Linked DNA regions of Homo sapiens: region 2 is linked to region 1. The links are chromatin contacts, found by Hi-C in ENCODE. All regions are on one chromosome and are shown on one strand. Each heading gives the region's core, a stretch centred on a gene start or an enhancer-like site at or near the end of the contact. The rest is flanking DNA. Distances are from core to core; before and after follow the strand shown. Region 1 holds the start of OPTN (optineurin). Region 2 holds the start of DHTKD1 (dehydrogenase E1 and transketolase domain containing 1).

Evidence for each region. Hi-C counts contacts between places; a loop is a spot of excess contacts on that map. Pooled maps may share reads with other maps.
Region 2: a map of ascending aorta shows a loop between it and region 1 (2.2-fold over the local background). The contact joins the promoter of DHTKD1 here to the promoter of OPTN in region 1. A Hi-C loop is called at or near these places in 1 of 168 maps with a recorded cell type or tissue (ascending aorta) and 10 of 50 pooled maps.

Annotation. Positions count from the first base shown.
Region 1 is chr10:13,096,987-13,101,514 of GRCh38, reverse strand. It overlaps OPTN (optineurin), which reads right to left and starts at 1,352. Exons shown (of 15, transcript NM_001008212.2): 1 at 1,213-1,352. It also overlaps a transcript of CCDC3 not described here. RefSeq lists an enhancer at 567-696 and silencers at 977-1,546, 2,017-2,076.
Region 2 is chr10:12,066,684-12,071,211 of GRCh38, reverse strand. It overlaps DHTKD1 (dehydrogenase E1 and transketolase domain containing 1), which reads right to left and starts at 2,258. Exons shown (of 17, transcript NM_018706.7): 1 at 2,025-2,258. The coding sequence starts at 2,178. RefSeq lists silencers at 1,923-2,082, 2,183-2,232.

The DNA of each region.
Region 1 (4,528 bases), core at 103-2,602:
GCCAGAATACTTATGCGCCTCTACCTAAGTAAGGGCGGGGGTTCGGCAGGACATAATACAGTGTCCAGTTGCCCTCGAGAATAAAGTTTGGTTTTCCGGGGGTGGGTGGGGGGGTGGGGGGGTGGAGGTTAGGTTAGTTATATTCCTAGCATAATATGCAACCTAAAGGTTAGTTTATAAAAAAAGAAGCTGTTACTTTTATTGTGTTGTACGTAATATATAAAGAACGCCTAAAATTGGCCCAGTGGAAAAACAGATGAATTATGCCAGGACTTAAATCAATGATCGTCCTCTGTCTACAGGTCACATTTAAACTTGCCTTGTCCACTCCAGGGCAATCCCTGGCCTTGGGGTCTGCCCTGGGACTTCTCCAGCCCCCGCCCCAAAACTGGGCCTGTCCTGGGAGGCAGCCTGGCACCACTAACTCTTCTCTCCCTGGGTCAAAAGAGCAAGGTGGGTTCTTCTGTTCACACAGCCTGCACCTTGCTAACCAGATCCAAAGGCTTCTGAGGTCCTCACATTGCCTTACTTTTCTATGCTTTCATTTTCCATTTCATCCTTACAAACAGTTCCTTGGTGTACATTTCCATACAACAGTTTTCCTGCTGGTGGAGGCCAGGTCGGAACCTGGGTTTCATTTTCTTTGAGCGATGTTTACTTCCTGTAGCTTATGCATTTCGATGGCAAAAACAATTCCTTTGGGGTTCTCGGCCTCATCAAATATTCTCTCTATATAGAGTGTACACACTCTCCTAGACACAGCAGTCTATGTGGATTCCCACCGACCCTGGGCACCTCATTCAGCTCGGGTAGTGGTCCCATGTCTCCCACAGGCGTGTCTGTAACCACCTCCTTATGGCGAGGAACTGGCTGCGGAATCCTTCCCAGCCTGCGGGAGGACGTCACCTCCAAGTCTCTGGGTGACTTGTAGAGGGGTTACCTGCGGCCAAGAGGCCGGCCCTGGACCCTTCTTGGGCCCACCCTGTGTTCACTACCCACCCTCTCCCACCAGGTCAGGACCCGCCGAGGCTTGGGGATCCTCCCAGGGCAGCCGTCTCGCGGGAGGGCCGCCCCACCCCTCGCCACCCTCACCCCGACAGGCTCCGGGCCGCGGGGCAGGGCGGCGGGTACCGTTTTCAGGCCGCGGAAGCGCCCGCCGGGAAGGAGCCGCCGCCCCCTCGCCCACCGCTGCAGCCCCCTGCCCTGGCTCACCTGCCGCCCGGCTTGGCTTCGCTCAGGGTCACTGTTTCCTCGGCATCGTGCCGCCTGGAGAGAACTCCCGACCGGGATGGGACGCTGACCAGGGAACCTGCCGGCGGGCGGCGGCGGTGGCGGAGGGGGCAGCCGGGACTGGGGTGCCTAGGGCTGATGCGCGGCCTGGCGACCCCGCCCAGCGCGGCTCAGCTGACAGCCAGCCGCTCCCTGCCCGCGCCGGGGAATTTCCCGGGCCCCGCCCATCCCATACCCCGCCCATCCCCCCCACCCTGCCCATTCCATACCCCACCCGACCAAGGCCCCGCCCCTCCTCTTTCCTGCGTCCGCCCCCAGCTACCCACCCTCGCTGTCCGTGCGGGGTCGAGGCTGGGACCCGGGTGAACAGGGACTGCTCTAAGGCGTCACTGTGACGGCGTTAATCAAAATAAATCATTAATCAAATGCAGTGTGCGGAGTTCGTCTTCCCCGTGTCTTCCCGCAGATCCCGTAGTGGAGGCTGGAGCCGCAGGGGGTCGCTGCCGCCCACAGAAAGAGGAGAATGCCAGGCATCCTCGGAGGGAGGCCTCCATCTGTGTTTTTTGAAAAAAGGTTAACATCTAGACATAGTTAACTGAGCATACATAGCTTTCCACTCGTTTTTGCTTTAAAATACACTCAAAAAGCAGAAAGCCTGCAGGATGCTTCTTGGGCTCTTGTTGCGGACGAATAGGCTCGGCTATTCTTGTTGCTGAAGAATAGCCTCTGCTGGTGTGGAGGAGGGAAGCTGCCCCCGGATTAGACAGCAGGATGACAAGGTAGGAGCGAGAGCCGCCCTATGTGCATCCAGAGTACCCGGGTAGCGCTGCAGGGATGGGAGGGAGGGAAGGAGGGAGGGGGAGAGAGAGAGAGAGGGAGGGACGGAGAGAGGGAGAGAGGGAGGGAGAGAGGGAGGGAGGGAGAGAGGGAGAGAAAAAAAACAAAACAACAACAACAAAACCTAATCTGAAACAGGAAAAAGGCAGATGCGCCCTCTCCTGGTATCTCCGAAGGATTCTGCTTCGCTGTCTGGACCTCCTGCTGCCTGGCCAAGCCTGACTCTCAACCCTGCCCCTGAGGCTAACCCCAAGAGCAGGGCAGAGAAGCAAGCAAGTCAGCGACTGCCCCAGACCCAATTCCGGGCCCTCGAGTTGGTGTGGTGTAGGAGGGGCAGATGAGGCTAGAGGCTGCTTTATAAGGAGTGAGCCTGGGGGTGGGAGTGGGGAGAAATAGAGAATTTAAAAAAATTCTTTTTATATCAGTGCAGGAGGGCCAGGCGCGGTGGCTCACGCCTGTAATCCCAGCACTTTGGGAGGCCAAGGCAGGCAGATCGCAAGGTCCGGAGTTCGAGACCAGCCTGGCCAATATGGTGAAAGCCTGTCTCTACTAAAAATACAAAAATTAGCCGGGCATGATGGTACTCTCCTGTAGTCCCAGCTACTCGGGAGGCTAAGGCAGAAGAATCGCTTGAACCCGGGAGGCAGAGCTTGCAGCGAGCCGAGATCATGCCACTGCACTCCAGCCTGGGTGACAGAGTGAGACTCCGTCTCAAAAAAAAAAAAAAAAAAAAAAAATCAGTGCAGGAAATAACTGATCATTCATGAAAAGGGCTTGGAAAAATATATACAGAGAGAAATGGAATGACGATCTCTAATTTTTGTTTATCTACTGGGATAATCCAGGCAGAAAAGACGGTGTCACAGCTGTACCCTGGGATCGGCAGAAAAGGGTCCCCCCGGGGCCTGTAAGGGGTGCCTGCGGTAAGTCGTACTTCACTAGGCTCCTTTTACTGTTTAAAACCCTATAGGTGGGGCACGGTGGCTCACACCTGTAATCCCAGCACTTTGGGAGGTCAAGGCAGGAGGATCGCTTGAGCCCAGGAGGGAGAGGCTGCAATGAGCTGTGATTGCAGCACTGCACTCCAGCTTGGGTGAGAGGGAGACTTTGTCTCAAGCAAAAACAAAAACGAGAACAAAACAACACTATGAAAGTGAATTAAAATGAGCATCAGTGAAACTCAGAGCCAAGAGAAGAAGGTCACCCACAAGCTGCCCATGGCTTTGGTGTGGGAGGCTCGAGGTGAGTTTCTGGTACAGAAAGCAGTCAAAGTTGTTTTCTCCTGATTCCTTGCTCTCAGTGGTGGGGTCGGGGTGGGGGGTGCCCTGAAGCACTGCACACACACATGCACACACACTCCCCCGACAACCACTTCTTAGCTGTAGGACCTTGACCAAGTTACTTCATCTTACCCTTCCTCATTCCCTTTATCTGTAAAATGGGGAGTATAGTACACTCCCAAATCCAGAAAGTTCTAAGGACCAAACCTCTTTTCTGACCAGACCCAACTGATGGAAAGCTATTTACAGTCTTTATTTAGATCCCTTGATGTGATTTTTAAATTTGTTTTGTGAAGGAAAATCGAATAGTTGATAGGAGAACTGCGTCAGACAGTGTCAGGGTGTTATGTGATATAAATCCCATTTATTGAATAGCCTTTTGAAAATCCCCAGAATTCTGGACTCTAAAGCAGAGCTTGCCCCAAAGGTTTTATTTTATTTTTTGAGGTGGAGTCTCACTCTGTTGCCCAGGCTGGAGTGCAGTGGCATAATCTCAGCTCACTGCAATCTCCACCTCCTGGGTTTGAGTGATTCTCCTGCCTCAGCCTCCCAAGTGGCTGGGATTACAGGCGTGTGCCACCACACCAAGCTAATTTTTGCATTTTTCGTATTGATGAGGTTTCGCCATGTTGACCAGCCTGGTATTGAACTCCTGACCTCGGGTGATCCACCTGCCTCGGCCTTCCAAAGTGCTGGGATTACATGTGTGAGCCACGGTGCCCAGCCACCCAAAAATTTTAGATAAGGCCTCTGGACCCACAGCCCTCACCTAAGGATGCTGAGAAGATTAAAGAGGAAATACGTCTTCAACACCTAGAAGAACGCCTGGCTCATGGTGTTTGTTGCTGTTGCTTGTGTTAGAGCCGGTTCTGTTTCTTAGCCTGGATCATCCCGTTTGGTGACTCCATCTTCCTGCACACTTCCATGGGTAGATGGAATCTAAATGCAGCGAAAAAACTGAAATAATAGCATGCTCTTAGCTGATTTGTTGATGTGGTTTTGTGGTGGGTAAATGTAGAGCAGTGTGGGAAGGTTTTTAGTGAGATCCTAATCTGGGTTTGATGTTCCTTGTGTTCCCTTTCCACCCCAATCTCCTCTGTTTGGAGTTAGCAACGAGTCCCTTTGGGCTTCCTACCTTCAGGAGCGTTGGCTGGACTCCTGGCAACAGCTCTTAGAAGTAC
Region 2 (4,528 bases), core at 1,009-3,508, 1.0 Mb after region 1:
TGGGTCATGACCGTAAGGGGAAGGAAAGAAGATATCCCTTCTCTTTGTATATCACAGCACCTGAACTCTTCCAATCTAATACAGAATTTGGTACCAGAGGTGGGTTGCTGCCCTAACAGAGCCTAAAAATATATATGGCATTGGATTAGCAGCCAGGCAATGGGTACCAAGGACACAGGTATTTCCACCTAGAAAGCTGATGGGCAGTGTTATGCTACAGGACAAAACATTTGGTTTTTGTCCTGTAGGACAGGACTGAGGCAGACTACATGCCCTTGAAGCCTGTAGCTCAGGAGCGTATGTTCATTGTATCTTGTCACTTTCAGGAAGGCCCAAGAAGAAAGATGAGGTCAAGTTGGAGCTCCCTAATGAGCAAGTAGACAGGAAGGGGAATTCGGCTCTGCAAAAAGGAGGTTCCCTCTTGGCCAGGCACGGTGGCTCATGCCTGTAATCCCAGCACTTTAGGAGGCCAAGGCCAGTGGATCACTTCAGGTCGGGAGTTCAAGACCAGCCTGGCCAACATGGTGAAACCCCATCTCTACTAAAAATACAAAAATTAGCTGGGCATGGTGGCAGGTGCCTGTAATCCCAGCTACTCGGAACACTGGGGCAGGACAATCGCTTGAACCCAGAAGACAGAGGTTGCAGTGAGCCAAGATCGTGCCACTGCACTCCAGCCTGGGCGACAAAGCCAGACTCCATTTTAGGATTAAAAAAAGAGAGAGAGACAGAGATATGAGGTTTATTTTAAATGCCCTCCGAAGTGAAGAGCAAAATATTGAAGTTCTAGTGTGTGATTGATGGAACATTCCAAGGTCAGGTGCCCAGATGCCGAAGGGGATCTTCAACATTAATCTAATGATCAGATCAAAGATGCCAAATGATTTTCCTCTAATAAGCAATCTGTACTTATCTTCTACTCCGTGAGGATAAATAATGATACAATAATTTTGGAGCGTAAACCAAATACTCAAAATTAGTCTCGCAAATGAGCATGCAACAGAAGTTCCAAAAGCTGATATTCATGACTGTTAATTCATTAAAACCACCAGCACATATCAAGGTGTCAATAGAGTGGCTAAAAGGAAAAGAAAGAAACCCCACCAGCACATAGTTCCAAATTCAGCAGAGTTAAGAGTTAAACTCTGAAATTAAAGTAACAGACTAGCTACAAGGAGACAAATACATAATAAATATCATGCTGTCTTCCAAGACTGGAACTAACTGCCCACTTCTCCCAAGCAATGCAGTCTTGGACCCCCCCACCTGCTCACATAAAAGAAGCCTCAGAGATGGTCCTGGAAATGTATCCTTGGGAGACCTTAAAACTTTACTTCTCCCACAGCTCCGCCTCATTAAAGAGCTGGTTTTCTAGGCTGGGTGCAGTGGCTCAGCCTGTAATCCCAACACATTGGGAGGCCGAGGCTGCAGGATCAGCTTGAGCTCAAGAGTTCAAGACCAGCCTGGGCAACATGGTGGGACCCCATCTCTACTAAAAATGAAAAAAAAAAAAAAAAAAAAAAAAAAGCTGGGCGTGGTCATCCCTCTGTGTCCCCAGCTACTCGGGACGCTGAGGTGGAAGGATAGCCTGAGCCCAGGAGTTCGAGGCTGCAGGGAGCTGTGGTCGCAGCACTGCACTCCAGCCTGGGCCACAGAGCGAGACTCCGTCTCAAAAAAAAAAAAAAAAAAAAAAGGAAACAAAAAGAGAAAGAAAAAAAGAGTTTCTCACACGTTTCCAACAAAGGAAAGAAAAGCCCTTCCGAAACCAGGTCCGGACCAGCAAGATGGGAAGACCACCCAAGCGTGGACCTCAAAGATCCTCAGTTACAGAGGATGGACGGGGGATGACCCCAACACTGAGCACCCACACCTACCCTCTGCTCCCCTCACCTCCCCCTCCTCCCCACCGGCCGCGCGTTCAGGCCGGCAGCCGGTTCCCCGACCCCGACACCCCACCGCAAATCGGCCAGGGGAGGCTTCTGCGTCCCAGCCCCCGCTCCCACCGCCCGGGCCCCATCCCCGACCTGGGGGGCGCTCCAGGGCGCCCTGGGGCTCGCGGCTCTCGGGCTTCCTCGGCCGGTAGCCGTAAACGCCCCGCTCGGTCTGGTAGCCACGCCAGAAGAGAGGGAGAGCCCGGCCGAGGCCCCGTCGTGCTGCTGCCGCAGTAGCAGAGGCCATGTTCACCAGATGTCCCGGCCAGCATGCTAAGGCGGGAGCCCGAGGGGATCCCACCGGCCCTGGTAAATCCGGGACTCGTCAGAGGCGGCCGGAGCCCCGCCCCCAGACAACGCCCCCGCGCCTGATTGGCCGACGGGCCGGACCCTGGAAGCCAATCCGTGGCAGCGGCACTCACAGCGAAGCGACGCCCAGGATTGGGGCGGGCTTCCAGGGCGGTTCCGGCGGCTGAGACCGCCCTGCTCCACCGCAGGGCGGGGCAAGTAAGTGTTCCGCGGGGCGGCACCTGCTCCCAGTACGAAACAGGATGTAGCTGCAGCGCCTGTAGTCTCCCGCCAGGAGTGTTTACCCATCACGCCTCTGCCCAACCGCATAGACACAGTCTAGGGTGTCTGTTACAGAAAGGACAAATTAGCCACAGGGTGGATAGGAAATGGCTAGGACTGAGACCAAGGGACGCAAAAAGCAAAGGTTACTTAGCGCAGCTACAAAATCAATACCCCTAATTTTTTTGTTTTCTTAAGAAACATTAACAGAGGCCGGGCGCGGTGGCTCACGCCTGTAATCCTAACACTTTGGGGGGCCACAGCGGGAGGATCATCTGAGGTCAGGAGTTTGAGACCAACCTGTCCAACATGGCGAAAACCCATCTCTACTAAAAATACAAAAATTAGGTCGGGCGCGGTGGTTCACGCCTGTAATCCCAGCACTTTGGGAGGCCGAGGCGGGCGGATCACCTGAGGTCGGGGGTTCGAGACCAGTCTTACCAACGTGGAGAAACCTCGTCTCTACTAAAAATACAAAATTAGCCAGGCGTAGTGGTGGGTGCCTGTGGTCCCAGCTACTCGGGAGGCTGAGACAGGAAAATCGCTGGAACCCGGGAGGTGGAGGTTGCGGTGAGTTGAGATGGCGCCATTGCACTCCAGCCTGGGCAACAAGAGCGAAACTCCGTCTCAAAAAAAACAGAACAAAAACAAACAAACAAACGAACAAAAAAAAAAAAACAAAACAGGCTGCAGTGGCTCATGCCTGTAATCCCAACACTCTGGGAGGCCCTCTGGGAGGCCAAGGAGGGCGGATCACGAAGTCAGGAGTTCGAGACCATCATGGCTACTATGGTGAAACCCCGTCTCTACTAAAAATACAAAAATTAGCCGAGTGTGGTGGCGGGTGCCTGTAGTCCCAGCTACTCGGGAGGCTGAGGCAGAAGAATCGCTTAAACCCTGGAGGCAGAGGTTGCAGTGAGCCAAGATCGTGCCCACTGCACTCCAGCCTGGGCGACAGAGCGAGACTCTGTCTCACAAACAAACAAAAAACATTAAGAGAGAAAGAAGGAAATAGGGTAAAGGGAGCAGGGAAGAAAGGGATAAGAGTCAAAAGAAACTGGACATGAACGATTAGTTGGTCTGTCTCTGAGTGAGTTTCCCAAATGATTTTTTTTCTGTGGCTTACTTTTAACTTTGCCAGTATGGTAGGAGAGAGAGTCTGCATCCTTACCTGGTTAGTCATCCTTCGTTCCAGTAAGCTGTGCAGCTATACCCCAAACTCCTAGGAATATTATACATACAAGCCCAAGACATCCTCCTTCTTACTCATTCAACCAGTACACTCATAAAGCACTCTGCTGGGTTACAAAGATTAATAAGGCACAGTTTCTGCCCTTAGTTCCCAGTCTAGCTGTAGATAGAACTCAGCACACAGGATGATAGATTATATAATGTAGGCACATGTAAGTGCCCCCTGCAAGCACAGGAGCGTCATCCAGCACAGCTACTGTAGCTGGGACCCCTTAGGTCCACACTTTGGTGGCCTCCCCATCTTGCTAGTTTGGACCTGGTTTTGCAAGGGCTTGTCTTTTTTTTCCTTTTTTTTTTTTTTTTTTTTTTTTGAGACGGAGTCTCGCTCTGTCGCCCAGGCTGGAATGCAGTAGGGCAATCTCGGCTCACTGCAACCTCCATCTCCCGGGTTCAAGCAATTCCCCTGCCTCAGCCTCCCGAGTAGCTGGGATTTCAGGCGCCTGCCACCACGCCCAGCTAATTTTTGTTGCTGTTGTTTTTGTTTGTTTGTTTGTTTGTTTGAGACAGAGTTTCTCTCTTGTTGCCCAGGCTGGAGAGCAATGGCGAGATCTCCACTCACTGCAACCTCCGCCTCCCAGGTTCAAGTGATTCTCCTGCCTTAGCCTCCCAAGTAGCTGTGATTACAGGCATGCGCCACCACGCCCAGCTAATCTTTTTTTTTTTTTCCTTTTGAGACAGAGTCTCGCTCTATCGCCCAGGCTGGAGTGCAATGGCGCGATCTCGGCTCACTGCAAGCTCCGCCTTCCGGGTTCCAGCCATTCTCCTGCCTCAGCCTC